Regions from separate parts of the Homo sapiens genome. Here region 1 is linked to region 2. A link is a contact called in ENCODE POLR2A ChIA-PET data. All regions are on one chromosome and are shown on one strand. Each heading gives the region's core, a stretch centred on a gene start or an enhancer-like site at or near the end of the contact. The rest is flanking DNA. Distances are from core to core; before and after follow the strand shown. Region 1 overlaps SH3PXD2A (SH3 and PX domains 2A). Region 2 overlaps NEURL1 (neuralized E3 ubiquitin protein ligase 1).

What was found. ChIA-PET counts read pairs that join two places held with the same protein, here RNA polymerase II (POLR2A).
Region 1: POLR2A ChIA-PET joins it to region 2 with 11 read pairs in activated CD4-positive, alpha-beta T cell. The contact joins two enhancer-like sites. POLR2A ChIA-PET finds 5 or more read pairs at or near these places in 3 of 52 experiments (OCI-LY7, activated CD4-positive, alpha-beta T cell and activated CD8-positive, alpha-beta memory T cell).

What each region holds. Positions count from the first base shown.
Region 1 is chr10:103,635,477-103,639,886 of GRCh38, forward strand. The region is part of intron 8 of SH3PXD2A (SH3 and PX domains 2A); the gene reads right to left. Among named protein-coding and RNA genes, the nearest start is that of SH3PXD2A-AS1, 110 kb to the right of the region's middle. RefSeq lists enhancers at 49-628, 1,211-1,790, 4,314-4,410. Within about 2 kb of position 2,820, at least 21 of the 41 ENCODE cell types and tissues checked have a DNase peak (open chromatin) inside an H3K27ac peak, as active enhancers do.
Region 2 is chr10:103,552,530-103,556,810 of GRCh38, forward strand. All of the region lies in intron 1 of NEURL1 (neuralized E3 ubiquitin protein ligase 1), which reads left to right. Among named protein-coding and RNA genes, the nearest start is that of NEURL1-AS1, 37 kb to the left of the region's middle. Within about 2 kb of position 2,547, at least 5 of the 41 ENCODE cell types and tissues checked have a DNase peak (open chromatin) inside an H3K27ac peak, as active enhancers do.

The DNA.
Region 1 (4,410 bases), core at 1,570-4,069, 83 kb after region 2:
CCTGGAGTGCCCTTATGCTGAGATGACCCCTCCCAGACAGGGGCCAGGGGAGGGGCTACCATGCTCATTCCCTTGAATGGGAAACTGCAGCCTGTTTTAGAGGAACCCTGAGAGAGGACCCCAGGTACACACGGTGTGTGGCAGAAACCTTTATTCTGGAGTCTCTAGCCCTGGTTTTCAGGGCTAAACCCCTAGACCGGAGAAGTTGTTTAGGAGAATCCCAAACTGGACAATACCCCAAAGCTGCCTCACCCTGGCCTGTCCTTCCATCGGGCCATGTCTGTGTGCCAGGGCCCAGCCCTTTCCAGATGGCAGAGGCCCAGAAAGAACGAACATGTAGCCTGGCATTTACAGCCAGCCATGCTCTGTGAGCCTTAAGTAACAACCCACTTTGCAATGACCCAGGGGCTGAGGAGAGGAGGCAGCAACATGGGGGGTTCTGGCCAGCACTTCCAGCTCAGGGCAGGGAAGGGAGGATGTCCCAGCCCCGGGAGGGAAAAGCTGGGGCCCAAGCACCAGGTCCTCCCTCTATCCAGGCTAAGCATCTTCAGTGAACCGGCCCAGCAGAGTCCACCTGTTTGGCCAATTTCAAATCTCTCTCAAATTGACTGATGCTGACACCAGAGGAGGGAGGGAAAGAGTAGAGATGAAGCTGGGCGCGGTGGCTCAGGCCTGTAATCCCAGCACTTTGGGAGGCCGAGGCAGGCGGATCACGAGGCCAGGAATTTGAGGCCAGCCTGGCCAACATAGTGAAACCCCGTCTCTACTGAAAATACAAAAAAATTAGCCGGGCGTGGTGGCGGGCGCCTGTAGTCCCAGCTACTCAGGAGGCTGAGGCAGGAGAATGGCATGAACCTGAGAGGCGGAGCTTGCAGTGAGTCGAGATCGTACCACTGCACTCCAGCCTGGGTGACAGAGCGAGACTCCATCTTAAGAAAAAAAAAAAAAAAAGAGTAGAGATGGAAACTGAGGCACAGATTGACATACACAGAGAGACAGAGGGAAATGAAAGAGTGAGCCAGACAGAGCAAGAGGCCAGGAGAGGGACCAGGGCCTTAGACTCTCCAGGAATGGGGGAGCCTGACTGAGGGCGGCAGGAAGTGACGGGCACTCCCAGGCCACTGCTGTCCCCAGGGTGACTAGGCCACAATGGCCTCCTTAAGGAGGGAGAATAATGAGCTCGTTAGGGCCAGAGTCAGGCCAGCTGCACACAATTAGGATGTTAATTAAGTCCTCTGAGGTCACAGCTCAGCCTAGGACAAAACAGCTGGTGGGGGGAGGGGAGACCCCCCACTCCTTCCTCTCCCTCTGAAATCCTCTCGTCCTCCCGCTCTGACTCCCAAACCTCCCAGCCCTGTTCAGCCCAGGATTGAGCCCAAGGATGCTTCTTAATCCCTTCTTCCTAGACAGACCTCGGTTAGGATCCTAGCTTTACCACTCACTGTTGGCGTGACCTGAGATAGGTCACTGGCCCTCTCTGAGCCTCACTGGCACACCAGAGTAATACTAAGTACCTGGGGATGCCCAGTGGCATCAGGAACATATGGTGTATGCAATACCCAGAGATTTTCACCAGCAAGTATTTCCCGAGCACCTGGTACGGGCCAGGTCCTGTTCCAGGCACGAGGACACTGCAGTGAACAACACGCATCCGGGACTCATGCTCTACTCCCCCATCACCCAGGCATGGCACACGCGGGGTTCGATTGCCGCCTGTGCCCTGGCCCTGAGGCCTGCTGGAGAAGGCTGGGCTTCAGGCTCTGGGCACAAACCCAGAGGATTTCAAGGCAGGATGAGACTCAGAGCTTGGAGTTTGGAAAAACCCAGGAGGCTTTAGATGACTTCCAGGCTTCATGTTTTCCTTCCCCGTGAGTTACTCTTGGTCCTTCACATCTGGCTTAACACCAGGTAATTCAGAGCTCAGAATGTGGGCTGCACTCATTCCATGCCCAGGCCTATGTAAGGGTTTTGGTATCCAGGTGGGGAAGGGTGCATGGTGGAGCTAGGAAAAGAGGAAGACAGGCCCTGCCTCAAACTCCTCCTCATATAGGCTCGGGGTGGGTGAACAGCAGCAGCCCACTTCCAGAACCCTCAGCCAGCACCCTGACCTGCTTCTCAAAGCACCTCTATTCATGATTTAAACCTGAGCTCAGACCTTGACCCTTTGGAAGGGTGATCTTCCTAGGCATTCCAAGTTCTTTGCTTGGTGCGGGTTTGGAGAAGGGAATAGGGCATTTGCGAGCTCCAAGTGGCGACGGGTGGGGAGACACTGAGAGGAAGAAAGGGCTGAGGGCATCCTGGCCAGGCGCATGGCACCAGCGCTGCCTACCTACCCATACCACACCCAGCACAAGGCTGGGCCCAAGTGAGTGCTGCTGTCCTGGACCCAGCCTGACCCCTTTCCCATGACCTCCAGGCAGAGCTAAGGCTTCTGCCTTTGTGGAACCAGAGAAGCTGGAAATGCAGGCTGTCTGCGAGTGCTGTGCCTTTAAGACCAGTGAAAGGCTGCCCACCCTCGGCCAGGCCTCCCCTGGTCAGAAAGCCCTGTCACTGCAGCTCTTGCCAAGACACGCGCCTCCATGGTCCAAAGCAAACAGGAGCGAGCGAGAAACTCCTCCAGTCCCTCCTGCGTGCACCCACACAGCCCCTGCCTTCATGAGCCACTCAGCGGGTCCTACCTGTGCCCACCCTGCTCCGTTGCCCAGGGCCTTCCCTCCCCTAGACGGGCTCTGAGGCCACCAGGGACCCAGAACCTCCCCTGGGCACCTGGGGCCTGGATTCCAAGACCATTAGCACAGGCTGCTACGTCACCATTTGGAAGGCTCCGTGGAGTCCGTGTCAAGACAGCCTGGGCTGCTGCCACCTTCCCACTCAGCTCCAGCCTGCCCACCTCACCGAACAGGCCCAGAAGCCAGTGCTAGGCTGGGTCCCCGCCAAGCCCACAGGGCTCTGGTGTGTCTGAGCAGACCAAGGTCATGGGTGAGGCACCCAGAAGGAGGCCTGACTAACAAGCAACGCAGGCAGAGAGGGACACATGGTTAAATGACAGGTAGCGGAGAATGGTTTCCAGCGAGGGCGCCAGAGCCAGGCTGCCTGGGATTGAGGCCCAGCTCTGCTACTTGCCAGCTGCATGAATTTGGGCAATTGCCTCAATTTTCTCATCTGCAAAACCGACCCAAAGTACCCACATCTCAGTGTTGTTACGAGGATTAGAGGAGCTAATCCTTGAAAAGCCTTCAGAATAGTGCCTGATTGGAATCAGAATAGTGCCTTCAGACGAGCACAAGTCGCAAAGCGCTGACATGAAGTGAAATTCTAAAGAAGGAACCAAGACCTCAATGCGCCTGGGTGACTGGGGCCAGGGATGGCCAGGGAAGCAGGTAGGTCTTGGGTGTCTGGAGTTTCAGGGGGAGAGAGAGACCCTCGTGGTGTCAGTGTCATTTACCCTTGACCTCAGAAGGTCTCTACTGAAAACATGTGGGTCTGATTCTGTGCCTGGCACGGGTGGGGGTCGGAGACAGGTTGAGGTGGAGATTATAAGATGGCATGAGGCCTCTCCAGGAGCTGCAGAGCAGTGGATGGATGAGAAGGGCGGCTGCTTGCAGGGGGACTTGGCACGAGACTGCTTGTGCTGGGTGCGGCAGGGCGACCCAGACAGCCCCATGCAGTGGACATGGCGGTGGGTGATACAATGCTTGCCAAGGAACCAGAGATATCCAGAGATGAGAATGACTAGGCAGAAAAGAATTCTTAGAGGAGAAGAGACTTGAATTGAACCTCAGAGTGACAGGCTGCATGGGCTCACTCTAATGGCTTCATAGGGGATTATTCCAGATGAAAATGAGGCATTCAAGGCCGGGCATGGTGGCTCATGCCTGTAATCCTGGCACTTTGGGAGGCTGAGGCAGGTGGATCACGAGGTCAAGAGATTGAGACCATCCTGACCAACATGGTGAAACCCTGTCTCTATTAAAAATACAAAAGTTAGCTGGGCATGGTGGCGTGTGCCTGTAGTCCCAGCTACTTGGGAGGCTGAGGCAGGAGAATCGCTTGAACCTGGGAAGCGGAGGTTGCAGTGAGCCAAGATCGTGCCACTGCACTCCAGCCTGGCGACAGAGCGAGACTCCGTCTTAAAAAAAAAAAAAAAAAAGAAAAAGAAAAAAAAAAAAGAAAAAAAGAAAATGAGGCACTCACCTCAAGCTGGTGCCCTCTCTCAGTGCCATTATTAAGCAGAGCACAGAGGTGTGAGCCTGTGCCCAGATTCCTAAACATGAGGCGCTCAGGAAAGATGGAAGATGCAAGAAGGTAAACTCTAATGTCACAACTGTAAATGATGTGGATGGTGAGAGAGACCTGCTGTCAAAGGCAAGACGATGGAAGATGATGGAAGAGTGGCAGTCAGGGAAGGAG
Region 2 (4,281 bases), core at 1,297-3,796:
GAAAGCCTGTCCTGAGCCTCCCAGAACCTTGCTCCTTTCTTTCAGACCCTTTTTCTCAGGTTGTGATGATATACTCCTTAGTGAGACTACTGGATAAATGTCTGTTTCCTTCTGGACTGGAAGTCCGCGAGAGCTAGGACCTGCCACTGAGGGCCACCCTTGCATCCTTAGTGTCTGACACATAGTAGGGGATCAATAAATGTGGGTAGAGTTGAATTAAATGGTTGAGGTGCACCCAGGAGAAGCTGGGGCAAGCAGATAGGGCCCCAGCCAGGCCATGGCTCTCTCTGTATAGGACCGAGTAGGGTAAGTGTTAGGAGATGCCCAGCTCAGGAGCTCAGAGGAAATATAAGTGCCAAGAACAGGGACTTACTCTTACCTAGGGCCCTAGGGAGGCTTCCCAGAAGAAGTGTTCCCAGTGCTGGGTGATGGGAAGGGGGCATTCCAAGTGAGGAGAAGGCAGGAACCAAGGTGAGAGGGAGGCTGATGTCTGGGTGTGGGGCCATAGGAAGGCCAGGCTGGCATGTGCGAGGGATTGGTGGGCAAGGGGCCAGCTGAGTGTGTTAAAAGGCAGGCAGGGTGTGGAGGGTGACTCTGCTGCTACAGGAACAGCCTCCAAAGCATCTTCTTTTGGCCTCAATTTCCTCATCTGTAAAATGGGCATACACATACACTGATCTCTTAGGGTTGTCGTGAGGATTGAGCAAGTTAAATGCGTCACACGCTCAGGGCAGTGTGGATCATGCAGTAAGACCTCGTGTTTGCTGTTATTATGATCATTATCCGACAAAAGGAGTTTGGCTTACTTTCTCCTTGTCAGACTGACTTAGCTTCCCGCCCCCATGGGAACTGGGTATGTGTGCCAGGAAGTGTGTGCGTGTGTGTACGTGTGACTGCACAGCTATGAGCCGGTATGTGCCTGTGGAAAGTGGGCTGCCTTGTGCGGACTCGGGTGTCGTGGCTTCTCCCGGAAGTCGTGGGCATGCCTCTGGCTCAGGGGAGCATCGGCCGACTGGGCTTGCTCTCCCCCAGATCCCGCCCAGCCCTCTGCTGATGACTCTAGGTCAGGCCTGAATGTCCCTCCTAACCGCTTCCCCAGACCCACTCAGAAGTGGGAGCAGCAGGGTCTTGAGCTGCGGGCTCAGGACCCAGTCCAGTCCCTTACAGGGCCCAGGCCTCTGAGTTCCATCTGCTGTGGGACAGCCTCCACCTTTCCCGTGGCCCCTTCCTCAGCCCCTACCCCTCTGTCCTCCCACCTGCCCGCTGGCTTTCTCTTCCCACCCAGCCCTTTCCCTGGGGTCCAAGATCCCAGACCTTGAGGACAGGGGCTGGTGTCCAGGCCAGGGCCAGGGAGGATGGTGCTGTCCTGTTGTCCTGGTAGAGGCCCCTGAGCTTGTGTTGGATGGTGACATTGTCCCTCAGACATGGCCTGAGTCCTGGTCCTGCCTGTGACCTGCTGGGTAACCTCACGCAAGCTCCTTAGCCTCTCAGAACCTCCACTTTCTTCTCTGTAAAACAGATATCATCATAGCCACTGCCACCCACACAGTTCCTGGTGCACGGTGCATGCTCATTGCATGGCAGCTGCTCTCTTGATGATGATCTGGGCTCCCGGCATGCCTGCCCAGGGCTGGAGGGGCCTGCCATCCCAGCCTCCCTCTTCCCCCTCTGTTCCCACCTTTCCCTCTTCCCTGAGTGTGGGGTGCCAGTGTCCACCTTAAGATTTCTCTAGAAACTTTGCGAGTCTGTGGAAGCAGGCGTATGTTGACTGTGGACATTGAGAGGTGTGCATGTAACCATGTGAGTACATGTCTGGTGGTCAGTAGATGGCTGAGTGCGCTCAGTGGTGAATGCTCCCAAGTGCTTATGAGCCCATGTATATGCACATTTGTGTGACATGATGCAGAAGAATAGTGCAGGTCTGTGTTGGGGTGTGTGGTGTGTGTGTATGTGCATGGTTAAAGGGATAGGTTGGTGTGGGGGGGAAAAGCCTGGATTCTGGTGCTGCACTGCCTGGGTTTGCATTCCAGCCTTGCCACCTTTTAGGTGAGCAGCCTCTCTTTGTCTCAGTTTTCTCATCTGTAAGACCATCATCATCATCTTAGAGATGGTACCTGTTGATCTGTTGATAATGACTGTAATACTGACCTCATCATTCAGCCTGTGAGGACCAAAGGAGTTAATACTTGCAAAGCCCTTGGAACAGAGCCTGGAAGAAGACAGAAACGGTGTTAGCACTTGGTTAACAGCTCCATCAGCTTGATTGTGAACCTCTTGAGGGCAGGGACGATGTCTGTTTTGCTTCCCAGGGGGTCCCCTCTCACCTAGCAGGACCTCTGCATGTAGTAGGTGCATGAGGCTAGTGAATGAATGGCTGTCGGCCTGGGCGTTCAGGGAGGGCTGTGTGTGTCACTACATCCCTGAGATGGGGCTGTGTGTGATGGGGATGTGTGTGCGTGTGCGCGCCTCTGCTCGCTTTCTGGAGCTCGCTGCTATTTCAGGAAGCCTCCAGTCTCCTCCTCCTTATGTAAATAAACATGACAGATCCCATCGGCTGTACCAGCGCGGGAGGTGGGGAGGCTGGAGTGGGTGGGAGCGGGGAGGCGGCGGCCGGAGGGGTGTGCGTGCTGCGTGCGCGTGTGGCCGGCTGGCCGCGGGCGGGCGGCGTGCGCGTGTGCCGGAGGGGGCGCGTGGGGGCGCGTGGGGGCGCGGGAGGGGCCTCGGCCCTGCCATGCCGGTCTCCGCCCGCGGGGGAGGAGACGGGGGAGGAGGAGGGGAGCAGCCGGCCGGGGCGACTCGGTGACCAGCCGGCCGGCCCAGCAGAGGTGGCTGCACTGCCCGTCGCCGGAGATGGGGGGACAGATCACCCGGAGCACTCTCCACGGTAAGGCCCCGCGGATGCCTGCGGGCCCGCCCACCCCAGCCCGAGACCGCCTGGGGAGGCCGGGCGGAGGGGCGCTGGGGCTGAGGGCTTGGTCATGCCCCTACTTCTCACTCCATGGAGGGGTCTGGGGCTGTGTGGGGGCACCTTTTGGTGGTGGGCACTGGGGTGGGGGCAGCAAGGGAGCTGGGTAGAGCAGGAAGAGGGGTGCCTTCCCTGACAGTGGCGCCCTCCCACTGATGGTGGGAGGTCAGGCAGCTGAGGCTCCCCACAAAGTCTCCTTGTCCTCTTACCTCCTTGTCCTCTTACCTCCTTGTCCTCTTACCAAGGTGCTGACTAGTCCCCAAGTGGGATGCGAGGTCCTGGGTTTCCCTACCCACCTCTCCCGGGACGGAGGCAGCCACAGTTAGTTAGACAGCTGAGGGGACCTGCTTGTCGGCTCTGGGATGTGGGCCTTGGAGATGGTGCTGTGTTCTATGCTGGAGCCCCGCAAAGACATGTGGGCACCCACATGTGTGCTGAGTGTGCATGTGTGTCTGTGCTCGTGAGTAGGCACTGAAGGTGCCCGTGGGTGTGCACCTGTGCCGGCTTGTGCCTAAGCACACGGGTGTGCAAGTGACAGCACCCCACAGCGCCTGACCTCGCTTCTCCAAGTGTGTGCTCTGTGGGGGAGGCCAGAGAACTTCTGAGCCCTGCAGGTCACGTCCACAGTCAGACAGACCCACAGCCTGGAGCTGGAGGGGTTAAAGAGAGGGGGCCACTGGCTGGCTCCCCATTTGCAGAGCTCCTGCTTGCTCCAAACCCTGTCCTCTTGTTCCCCTAGCTCTAGTACTGTGGTCTTGGGAGCGCCATGGCCGATGTGGCAGCAGACCCGGAGAAGCCTTCCTAGGGACTTGTGTGTCTTCCCTGGGCCCTGGGAACTGGGGTCCTTTACAAACCAGCCAGAACAGAATAGGCTGACCTTGGGGAGTCCCTGACGCACTCCCCTATGTACCCTGCTCCCTGCTTGGATGGGGTATTAGGAGGTGGGACAGTGTCCATCTGCCGAGTCCAGTGGGCACTGAGGAGCCTGGGAGAGGCTCAGGAAGGAAGGAGGGTGGTGGCAGGAGCGCATGGGCAGCCGCAGCCGGAACTGGTGACCAGGTGGCTTCTCCCTTCCAGGCTCTGGACTTTGGGAGAGTAATTTCTAATTAAAAAAGAAAAAAGACAGGGAAAGATGTAGGAAAAGCAAATCATTGGCTCTCTTAAAAGGAAATGAATTCCGTCCTGGGTTTGGAGGGCTAAGTGACAGATGGAAGGCCCTGGAAGACACATAATCCGGAGCCAGGCCAGGGGCACTGCCAGTGGCCTGGGCCTTGGCCGGAGAGTTGGATTGGGCTGACCTGAGCCTGGCCTTGCCC